Regions from separate parts of the Homo sapiens genome. Here region 1 is linked to region 2. A link is a loop called in an ENCODE intact Hi-C map of the cell type or tissue named here. Cell type or tissue: sigmoid colon. All regions are shown on one strand. Links, peaks and the distances in the headings refer to the core of each region. The heading gives the core; the rest is flanking DNA.

The links. Peaks named below come from ENCODE experiments on the same cell type or tissue, not always from the same donor. Only the 100,000 strongest peaks of a DNase experiment are listed, where the experiment ranks them.
Region 1: it touches region 2 in a loop (2.2-fold over the local background); 9 of 110 quality-filtered maps call a loop at or near these places.

The regions. Positions count from the first base shown.
Region 1 is chr19:4,864,931-4,870,300 of GRCh38, reverse strand. It overlaps PLIN3 (perilipin 3), which reads left to right and starts at 2,634. Exons shown (of 8, transcript NM_005817.5): 1 at 2,634-2,692. RefSeq lists silencers at 1-12, 1-53, 2,477-2,656, a cis regulatory region at 1-220 and enhancers at 2,874-3,374, 3,317-3,666. In sigmoid colon, for the core only: no CTCF peak of the experiment used is centred there; DNase peaks (open chromatin) are centred at 1,870, 2,560, 3,240 and 3,990; H3K4me3 peaks cover 1,854 bases; H3K27ac peaks cover 3,219 bases.
Region 2 is chr19:4,727,617-4,732,986 of GRCh38, reverse strand. No RefSeq gene overlaps it. Among named protein-coding and RNA genes, the nearest start is that of TRV-CAC3-1, 5.6 kb to the right of the region's middle. In sigmoid colon, for the core only: CTCF peaks have their summits at 192 (motif pointing left) and 2,120 (motif pointing left); a DNase peak (open chromatin) is centred at 156.

The sequences.
Region 1 (5,370 bases), core at 175-5,174, 140 kb before region 2:
CTCCCTCTCTCTCACTCACTGTACTCCAGCCACTGGGGCCTCCTCACTGTTCTAACAGGCAGGGTGTGGTCCTGCCTCAGGGCCTTTGCACGGACTGTGCCTGCTGCCTGGAATGCTGTTCCCCCTAACTGGACATGGTTCCCTCCTGGCCTCTCTCTCTTCTCTTCTTGGATGTCACTCAGAAAGGCCTCCTCTGACCTCCCTACTAAAAACTGCGGCCCCACCGGGTGTGGTGGCTCATGCCTATAACCCAGCACCTTGAGAGGCCAGGGCTGGTGGATCACATGAGGTCAGGAGTTCGAGACCAGCCTGGCCAACATGGTGAAGCCCCGTCTCTACTAAAAAAAAAAAAAATACAAAAATTGGCCAGGCATGGTGGCACAGGCCTGTAATCCCAGCCACTTGGGAGGTCGAGGAACAAGAATTTCTTGAACCTGGGAGGCGGAGGTTGCAGTGAGCCGAGATCGTGCCACTGCACTCCAGCCTGGGTGACAGAGTGAGACTCTTTGACAAAAAACAAGAACAAAATCCCCGCATCCCCCACATTCATCTCGTCCTTTGCTGTCCTACCACGTGACACATTGTAAAGTTCTCTCACTTATGTTGTTCCTTGTTCGTCTCTCCCACTGGGTAGTGTGTGTCACCAGGGCTGGAATTCTTATCTGTTTAGCTCACCGCTGTCCCCAGCGCAAGGACTCAATAAATATGGTTGAATGAGTGAATGAGAAGGAAAAAGCCTGTTACAAATGTCATGGAATGGGGTCTCAGATTCACTTGAGAATCTCACTAGCTGCCTGAAGTTACTTAAATTTAAACATTCAGGCCAAGCGCGGTAGCTCACACCTGTAATCCCAGCACTTTAGGAGGCCGAGGCAGGTGGATCACTTGAGGCCAGGAGTTCGAGACCAGCCTGGCCAATATGGTTAGTCCTCGTCTCTACTAAAAATACAAAAATTAGCTGGGTGTGGTGGCGCGCGCCTGTAATCCCAGCTACTTGGGAGGCTGAGGCAGGAGAACCGCTTGAACCCGGGAGGTGGAGGTTGTAGTGAGTCGAGATCGCGCCATTGCACTCCAGCCTGGGAGACAGAGCGAGACTCTGCCTCAAAAAAAAAAAAAAAATTTAAACATTCAGCTTCTCACTGTGCATTAGCCACGTGGTGCTTTTGGCTACAATGTTGGATGGCACACAATTCTAGAATTGCAGAAAGTTCTATTGGACAGTGCTAGCATAGACCCTGTCCCCACTCACCCCCCCAAAAAAATGCAGTCACAGACACCCAATTTTTCCCATGTTCTTTCTAAAGCTACCAGAAGCTTCATTCTATTCAAATAATTTGGCAGAGGTGGCAAACTGGTGGCCCCTGGGCTGGACAAAGCCCCAGTTGGGTTTCATTTGGTCCAATTGTTCCCTAACAGGCAGGACATGTCTACAGCTTGAACTTCCTGTGGATCTGTGACTCTCCAGGTGGGTCTCCCATAGGGCACTGCTCTCCCCTGCCCCTCTAAGCAGGGCATCACTGCCACCTCCTCAGCAGAAATATTCACCTCCTCCCTGGACCATCTGAGATTGAGACCTTGGTTTATAGACCAAGAGGATAAATAATTTGGGAGGTGGAGAGGGGCGGGGTAAAATCCAAGTGGGGGCAGCTTCAGGAAAAGGTTGATCCAGCAGTCACAGAGCCTGGAGCCTGACCCCTCCATTGCCCCTGGCTGACCCTCTCCAGGCCTCAGTTTCCTTCTCTGCAAAATAGGGATGATTAAAAAGACAATACAGTGCTGGGAGGATGAAGTGGTCTGATGTTGGGCAGATCAGGCCGGAGGCTGGACAAGTTCCCGTGGTGGTTCAAGTCACTCATATAGCTGGGTTGGGCCGGGTGCGGTGGCTCATACCTGTGATCCCAGCAATTTGGGAGGCCCAAGCGGGCAGATCACTTGAGGTCAGGAGTTCAAGACCAACATGGTGAAACCCCGTCTCTGCTAAAAATACAAAAAATTAGCCGGGCGTGGTGGCACGTGTCTGTAATCCCAGCTACTCAGGAGGCTGAGGCAGGAGAATCGCTTGAATCCAGGAGGTGGAGGCTGCAGTGAGCCAAGGTCGCGTCACTGCACTCCAGCCTTAGCGACAGAGCGAGACTGTGTCTCAAAAAAAAAAAAAAAGTGTGTGTGTGTGTGTGTGTGTGTGTGTGTACATATAGCTGAGTCGGAGCCCATGGTGGAGGGCGTGGCCCCTGACGCGCTGGCGAGGGTCACCCTGCAACTCTCCCAGGGTTCTCGCAGCCTCAGTTTGGCCATAGGGGAAATGGGCGACCTGGGGAATCCCAGCACCTGTGCGGCGCCCCCGATCGCACTCACCTCCCAGGGCCAACTTCACAGGGTCCCCAGCTGCGGAGCGGGGGTCCCGTGGCTGGGACAGGCGTGGTCCAAGAGTGCTCCCTCCCCTTCAGGGGCAGGGCGTGGAGTCCTTCCCGGACTTCATGACTTGGCGAGGGGCGGGGCCTAGTGGAGGCGGGGCAGGGAGGAGAGGGGCGGGCCTGGCGCGGGCAATCCCTCAACCTGATTGGTCCCCTCGCCCGTCACTCCAGTGCGCCCCCAACCTACCACGCAGTAAAAGCCACCCCCGCCTCGGCCCGGACGGTTTCCAAGCTGGTTTTGAAGTCGCGGCAGCTGTTCCTGGGACGTCCGGTTGACCGCGGTGAGTGGCGGGGGCGTCTCAGTTGAGCTGGGGGGCGGTGTCCATGGAGTCCTGGGGCACCCCAGGGGCCGGAGGGGTCGGGGAGGGCCTTTCTCGGGGTGGGATTTGCTGGACTCTGCGGCCTGGGGAGGGGTCTTCAGCCCAGGCTGGTCACCCCTCCCCCCAGAAAAATCCAACTTCTGCAACGAAGCTCAGACTTTGAAACCCTCTTCTCACTTCCTGGGACTTTTGAGGGGCGAAAGAGCCCCGTAGAAGGGGTGATATTGAAGGGGGTGGGCTAAATACCGCCCCCCGCCCACCAGGTTTTCTCTAAATTTTGAACAGTTTGCTTTTGGAAACGCCATTTGCAGGCAAGTTTCCTCCTGCGGGCAGAATCTCCGCCCTCCCTTCTGGGGTTTTCAGAGACACCCCCCGCCACCGCAAAGCCCCCTCCCCTACAGATGGTTTTGCCACGGGTGGGGGTGGGGGTTGCCCCAGCTCCTGGCGCCCCCAACTGATTCTGGGGAGGTCTTGGGCAAAGCCTGCCCACTTCCCTCGGGTGGGCGTGGCGACGAGGTGGCTTAAAAGTAGGAAGGCCTATCCGTTAACTGCTTTGGGGTTCTTGTCCCGGCTAGGCCTGGCAGTGGGACCTGGGGCCCTTGGAATTTTGGAAGTCCAGTCTTAGCATGCTCTGAAGTTGCTGGATGGCTGGGTCTGGCCTGGAGCTCCCCTTCTGGAGCCAGCGGCAAGGCAGGTCACTGACCCCCAGGGGTTTCATAGGGTGTTGACATCTGCCATGGCCACCCTTGCTTAAACCAGTTCCAGGAAGTCATGGTGGACAGAGGGGACGGGAGGAAGCTGCCTGAGTCCTAAGTGGGACTTGAGAATCGGTCGAGGCCAGGAGTTTGATGCCTGCCTACCTGGCCCCCTGCCCAGGTGAGCTCAGGCTCCAAAGGAGGTGAGGAGAAGCACAGATTTAGGCAATGATCACTGGGAGGTAGGTATGTCTTCTCACCTGACTTCCCAGTTGGGGGACTTTTGTACCTAGCAGGAAGCTGGTTCCTGGCTGGCTTTACCCCTTTGTCCGTGGAAGCCAGAGTGCGGTGAGATAGTTTATGGAGCACTTACTATGTGCCGGGCACGGATCTGAGCTTCCCCGGAGCAGCGTCTCCTCCAGTCCACAGGGACTCCAGGCTCTTGTGAAACACTTATACACATTTCACAGATGTGGCAAGCAAGACTCCTAGGGGATGCTGCCTTCCCAAACTCCTATTCCTAGTGAGTTGCCAAGCTGGGATTAGAACCCATTCTGGGCTGGGCAGGATGACTCACGCCTATAATCCCAGCACTTTGGGAGGCTGAGGTGGGCGGATCATTTGAGGTCAGGAGTTGGAGAACAGCCTGGCCAACATGGTGAAACCCCACCTCTACTAAAAATATAAAAATTAGCCGGACGTGGTGGCGGGCACCTGTATTCCCAGATACTCTGGAGGCTGAGGCAGGAGAATCGCTTGAACCTGGGAGATGGAGGTTACACTGAACTGAGATCACGCCACTGCATTCCAGCCTGGGCGACAGAGCAAGACTCTGTCTCAAAAAAAAAAAAAGGCCGGGCATGGTGGCTCACGCCTGTAATCCCAGCATTTTCGGAGGCCGAGGCGGGCGGATCATGAGGTCAGGAGATCGAGACGATCCTGGCTAACATGGTGAAATCCCATCTCTACTAAAAATACAAACAATTAGCCAGGCGTGGTGGCGGGCGCCTGTGGTCCCAGCTACTCGGGAGGCTGAGGCAGGAGAATGGCGTGAACCGGGGAGGCAGAGCTTGCAGTGAGCTGAGATCGCGCCACTGCACTCCAGCGTGGGCGACAGGGCGAGACTCCGTCTCAAAAAAAAAAACAAAAAAAAAAAAATGGAAAGAACCCAATCTGGACTCCAGATCTAGTGCTTGCAAAACATCATCATTTTGCTGGGTTCTGCTTAGGGGACATCGAAGCAAGGCCACCAGGAGGTGGGGCCTCATTCCTCTGGGAAAAGATGCTCAGACTCAAGGCCACAGGTTCTTAGGCTCACACCAGAATTCCCCAGGAAAGCAGCCCATAAGACAGGCATGACCTTTAGCCCCATGTTTTTTTTTTTTTGAAACGGAGTCTCCCTCTGTCACCCGGGCTGGAGTGCAGTGGTGCGATCTCGACTCACTGCAACCTCCACCTCCCAGGTTCAAGCAATTCTCCTGCCTCAGCCTCCTGTGTAGCTGGGACTACAGGTGTCAGCCAAAATACACGGCTAATTTTTGTATTTTTAGTAGAGATGGGGTTTCACCATGTTGGTCAGGCTGGTCTCAAACTCCCGACCTTAGGTGATCTGCCCGCCTCAGCCTCCCAAAGTGCTGGGATTACAGGCGTGAGCTACCATGCCTGGCTTTTTCTTTTTTCTTTGAGATGGAGTCTTCCTCTGTCACCCAGGCTGGAGTGTAGTGGCGCAGTCTTGGCTTACTGCAACCTCCGCCTCCCAGGTTGAAGCAATTCCCCTGCCTCAGTCTCCCAAGTAGCTGGGACTACAGGCGCCCGCCACCACACCCGCACCTAATTTTTGTATTTTTAGTAGAGACAGTGTTTCAGTATGTTGGCCAGGCTGCTCTTGAACTCCTGACCTCATGATCCACCCACCTCAGCCTCCCAGCGTGCTGGGATTACAGG
Region 2 (5,370 bases), core at 67-5,066:
CTGCGAAGGCCTGCCTGGGGACAGGAATTTGTCTGCAAATACAAGGGTGTCTACTGAGGGAGGGAAGTGTCTGAATTTGAGATGCTGAGGTCTGGGGCCCGGAGTGGAGATGGAGAGGATGGGACGGGGGTGGTTACGGGGGTAGGGGTGGAGAGATGCCGAGTGAGGCCAGCTGTGCTTCTGCTGACACCTAGTGGAAAGAGGGAACTATTGTTCCTTTTAAACAAGCCGCCTCTGTGAAGTAGCCACCTCTGAAACATCTACCTGACTTCAGGCAGGCAAATAGGCACTGAATGGTGTAACTTGCCAGGAGTCGCACAGCATGTTGGCTGCCCTGAGAGAGCTTCAAGGACCCAAGAAACCATTTTATTTTATTTTTATTTATTTTTATTTTTTGAGACGGAGTCTCGCTCTGTCGCCCAGGCTGGAGTGCAGTGGCGGGATCTCGGCTCACTGCAAGCTCTGCCTCCTGGGTTCGCGCCATTCTCCTGCCTCAGCCTCCCGAGTAGCTGGGACTACAGGCGCGGCCACCACAGCCGGCTAATTTTTTGTATTTTTAGTAGAGACGGGGTTTCACCGTGTTAGTCAGGATAGTCTCGATCTCCTGACCTCGTGATCCGCCTGCCTCGGCCACCCAAAGTGCTGGGATTACAGGCCTGAGCCACCGCGCCCGGCTGATTTATTTTATTTTGAGGCAGAGTCTCACGCTGTGGCCCAGGCTGGCGTGCAATGGCGCGATCTCGGCTCACTGCAACCTCCGCCTCCCTGGTTCAAGCGATTCTCCTGCCTCAGCTTCCCAAGTAGCTGGGATTACCGGCGCGCGCCACCACGACTGACTAATTGGCGTATTTTTGGTAGAGGAGGGGGTTTTACCACGTTGGCCAGGTGGGTTTCAAATTCCTCACCTCAAGTGATCCGCCCACCTTGGCTTCCCAAAGTGCTGGGATTACAGGCATGAGCCACCGCGCCCGGCCCCAAGAAAAAGTTTTAAAGGAGTGTTTGGTTTGTTTGTTTGGTTGGTTGGGTTTTGGCAGATTAATGAGTTCTCAGGCCTTGATGGGGCTTCTGGGGGAGGTAACATGTTCTCCCAGGTTCGCCCCCTCCACCAGGAAGTCCACCTGTATTACTTCACTACCATCTCCAAACCCCAGGCCTTTTCTCTCCTTTGGCCGGCTGTGCATTTGTTCATAATTTCAACAAATGTTTACTGAGACTTAGTGACACAATAGGAAACAAAATGGACTAAAATAAATAACAAAAAATACTGCTAGTGAAGCTCATAGCCTGGCTAGGGAAATGGAGGCAAAATTAGCAAACAGATCTACAAATGTGATTATTTCAGAGACTAAAAAGCCATTGGGAGGACATCTTTATTTTTATTTTTTTGAGAGAGAGTCTTGCTCTGTCACCCAGGCCGGAGTGCAGTGGCATGATCTCAGCTCACTGAAACCTCCCCCTCCCAGGTTCAAGAGATTCTCCTGCCTCAGCCTCCCAAGTAGCTGGGATTACAGGCATGCACCACCATGCCTGGCCAATTTTTGTATTTTTTTTTTTTTTTGTAGAGGCAGGGTTTCAGTGTGTTGGTTAGGCTGGTCTTGAACTCCAGGCCTCAAGCTATCTGCCACCCTCAGCCTCCCAAAGTACTGGGACTGCAGGCGTGAGCCACTGCGCCGCCCTGGAAGGACATGTATAAATGATAGGTACCAAGTTTGTGAGTTCCAAGGCCAGGTAGGACTGGCTACCACTTAGCCAGGCTCAGGCAGGAAAGGCCCTCTGAGGAGGTAACCTTGGAACCAAGGTTTGAAGGAAGAGAGGGAGTGAGCCTTGGAAATACCTGGGTCCACCAGAGGGCACAGCCTGTGCAAAGGCCCTGCGGCAGGACTTCACCTGGTGTGTTGGAGGAACAGTGAGGAGGAGCAGAGTGAGCAATGGGGAGAAAGGGAAGAGGAGAGGGCAGGGAGGGGATGGGGCAGGTCATGCCAGACCTGGTGAGACATGGGGAGGCCTTGGGCTTTGACCCTGAGAGAGGTGGGAGCCATGGAGGGTTGTGAGCAGAGGAGGGATAGGAAGTGACTCAGGTGCTCAAAAGCACCCTCTGGTGGCTGCTGGTGGGGAGACAGCCTGTGGGGGGTGAGGGCAGGAACTGGGGTCCAGGTAGGGGTGACTGTGTGTTGGCTCAGGTGAGCTGTGCTGGAGGCTGGACCAGGGAACAGGCACTGAGTGGGAAAGCAGTGATTAGATTCTAGGTGCATTTTTGTTTTTTTGAGAAGGAGTTTCACTCTTGTTGCCCAGTCTGGAGTGCAATGGCGTGATCTTGGCTCACCGCAACCTCTGCCTCCTCGGTTCAATCAGTTCTCCTGTGTCGGCCTCCCGAGTAGCTGGGATTACAGGCACATGCCACCACGGCCAGCTATGTATTTTTAGTAGAGACAGGGTTTCTCCATGTAGGTCAGGCTGGTCTCGAACTCCTGACCTCAGGTGATCTGCCCGCCTGGGCCTCCCACAGTGCTGGGATTACAGGCGTGAGCCACCGCGCCCGGCCTATCTAGGTGCATTTTGAAAGCAGTGTTAATCAAATTTACTGAGTGATTGGATATGGGTGGGAGAGTAGAGGCCCAGGGTGACTCCCAGGTTCTGGTTGAGTCCCTGGAAGGACGGACCTGCCCTCAGCCTAGGTGGTGGACATGGGAGGAATGGTTTGGGGGTCCAGTGGGGCCCAATGTGACTGCGTTGAATGTGAGACCCCATGAGCCCCCCATGTGGAGACATCAGGGGCTGCTGAACAGAGTCTGGACTTCAAGGGAGACTCAGGCTGGAGATGAGACTGTAGGCGATGCTGGCTGTAGACGGGGTTTGGAGCCCGCTGGGGAGGGGTGTGGGTGGAGGAGGGAGGAGGCTGGAGGACTCAGCCCTTGGCCAGCAATGGAGAGAAGGGAAGACTGAAGGATGTCCCAGACAGGTTGGAGGGAAGTGCATGGTCTGAGGACAGAGCTCCCCGGAGCAGGAGGGATCCGGCGGGTCAGATGCCATGGAGAGGACTGGGACGGAGAGACTGACCTTGGAACCGGATGCAGGAGGGTCATCAGTGAGAAGAGTTTCTGGGGAGTGGTGGATGCGGGAGTCTGTGTTGAAGCTCAAGACAGAGCGACCCTATAATTTATAGTCAAAATCAGGACCCTTTTTTTTTTTTGAGATGGAGTCTCGCCCTGCCACCCAGGCTGGAGTGCAATGGCGCGATCTCGGCTCACTGCAACTTCTGCCTCCCGGGTTCAAGAGATTCTCCAGCCTCAGCCTCCTAAGTAGCCGGGATTACAGGCACACACCACGCCAGGCTAATTTTTATATTTTTATAGAGATGGGGTTTCGCCATGTTGGCCAGGCAGGTCTCCAGCTCCAGACCTCAGGTGATCCGCCCACCTCGGCCTCCCAAAGTGCTGGGGTTACAGGCGTGAGCCGCTGCGCCTGGTCAATCAACACACTTTTGAGCAAGAAAGGGGGCACTGAGGGGGTGGGGGCATAAACCGGGACCGTCCTAGCCAAAGCCAGGTGTATAGTCACCTTAGCTCAAAGTAGAATTGGAGGCTGGGTGCAGTGGCTCATGCCTGTAATCCCAGCACTTTGGGAGGCCGTGGCCAGTGGATCACCTGAGGTCATGAATTCGAGATCCACCTGGCCAACGTGGCGAAAACCCATCTCTACTAAAAATACAAAAATTAGCCGGGCATGGTGGCACGCCTGGAATCCCAGCTACTCGGGAAGCTGAGGCACCAGAATTGATTAAACACAGGAGGCGGAGGTTACAGTGAGCCACGATCACCCCATTGCACTCCAGCCTGGGGGACACAGCGAGACTCTCTCAAAACAAAACAAAAAGATAATTGGAGAAGAGAAAGTGGAACTGGAGAATGAGGACATCTCATTAGATTCAGTGGGTTTTGCTCTAAGCAGAAACAGACACGTAAATGGGCAACATTATGATAAATTGTAGCAACCAGGATTTCGTGGCAGCTTAGTTAACAGGGAAGCATTAGAAGACCGACAATAGGGGATTGGTTAATTAGTTGCAATTCATCAAACAATGGCTAATCCCTCTCTTGTGTCCCACTCCCCGGAAAGGTAAGTCAGAATTCTAACCCCTGAGTATCTAAGAACATGACCCTATTTGGAGATAGGGTCTTCACAAAGGCAATGAAGTTAAAATGAGATCATTAGGGTGGGCTGTAGTCTAATATCATGGGTGTCCTTATAAAAAGGGAACATGGGCTCGGCGCAGTGGATCACGCCTGTAATCCCAGCACTTTAGGAGGCCAAGGCGGGTGGATCACCTGAGGTCAGGAGTTCGACACCAGCCTGGCCAACGTGGTGAAACCCTGTCTCTACTAAGAATACAAAAATTTACTGGGCGTGGTGGCGGGTGCCTGTAATCCCAGCTACTCTGGAGGTTGAGGCAGGAGAATAGCTTGAACCCAGGTAGTGGAGGTTGTAGTGAGCAGAGATCGTGCCATTGCACTGCAGCCTCGGGGACAAGAGTGAGACTCCATCTAAAAAAAAATACACACACACAAAAAAGCCACTGGCTGGGCACGGTGGCTCACGCCTAGTAATCCCGGCACTTTGGGAGGCGGAGGCGGGTGGATCACGAGGTCAGGAGATCGAGACCATCCTGGCTAACACGGTGAAACCCCGTCTCTACTAAAAATACAAAAAATTAGCCAGGTGTGGTGGTGGGCACCTGTAGTCCCAGCTACTCAGGAGGCTGAGGCAGGAGAATGGCTTGAACCTGGGAGGCGGAGCTTGCAGTGAGCCGAGATGGCGCCACTGCACTCCAGCCTGGGCAACAGAGCGAGACTCCGTCTCTGTCTAAAAAAAAAAAAAAAAAAAAAAGCCAGAAAAGCACAATTATCATAGTGAGTTGTTGTTGTGTGTGTGTGTGTGTGTGTGTGTGTGTGTGTTTTGACAAGGTCTCACTCTACCACTCAGGCTGGAGTGCTTGTCATGATCATGGCTCACTGTAGTCTTGACCTCCTGGGCTCAAGCAATCCTCCCACCTCAGCCTTCCAAGTAGCTGGAACTACAGGTGCGCACAACCACACCCAGCTAGTTTTTATATTTTTTGTAGAGATGGGGTTTTGCTATGTTGCCCTTGCTAGAATACAGTCTTTTTTTTTTTTTTTTTTTTTTTGAGACAGAGGTCTTGCTTGTTGCCCAGGCTGGAGTGCAGTGGCGAGATCTCAGCTCACTGCAAGCTCTGCCTCCTGCATTCAAGCTGTTCTCCTGCCTGAGCCTTCCGAGTAGCTAGGATTACAGGCGTGTGCCACCACCCCCGGCTAATTTTGTATTTTTAGTAGAGATGGGTTTTAGCCATGTTGG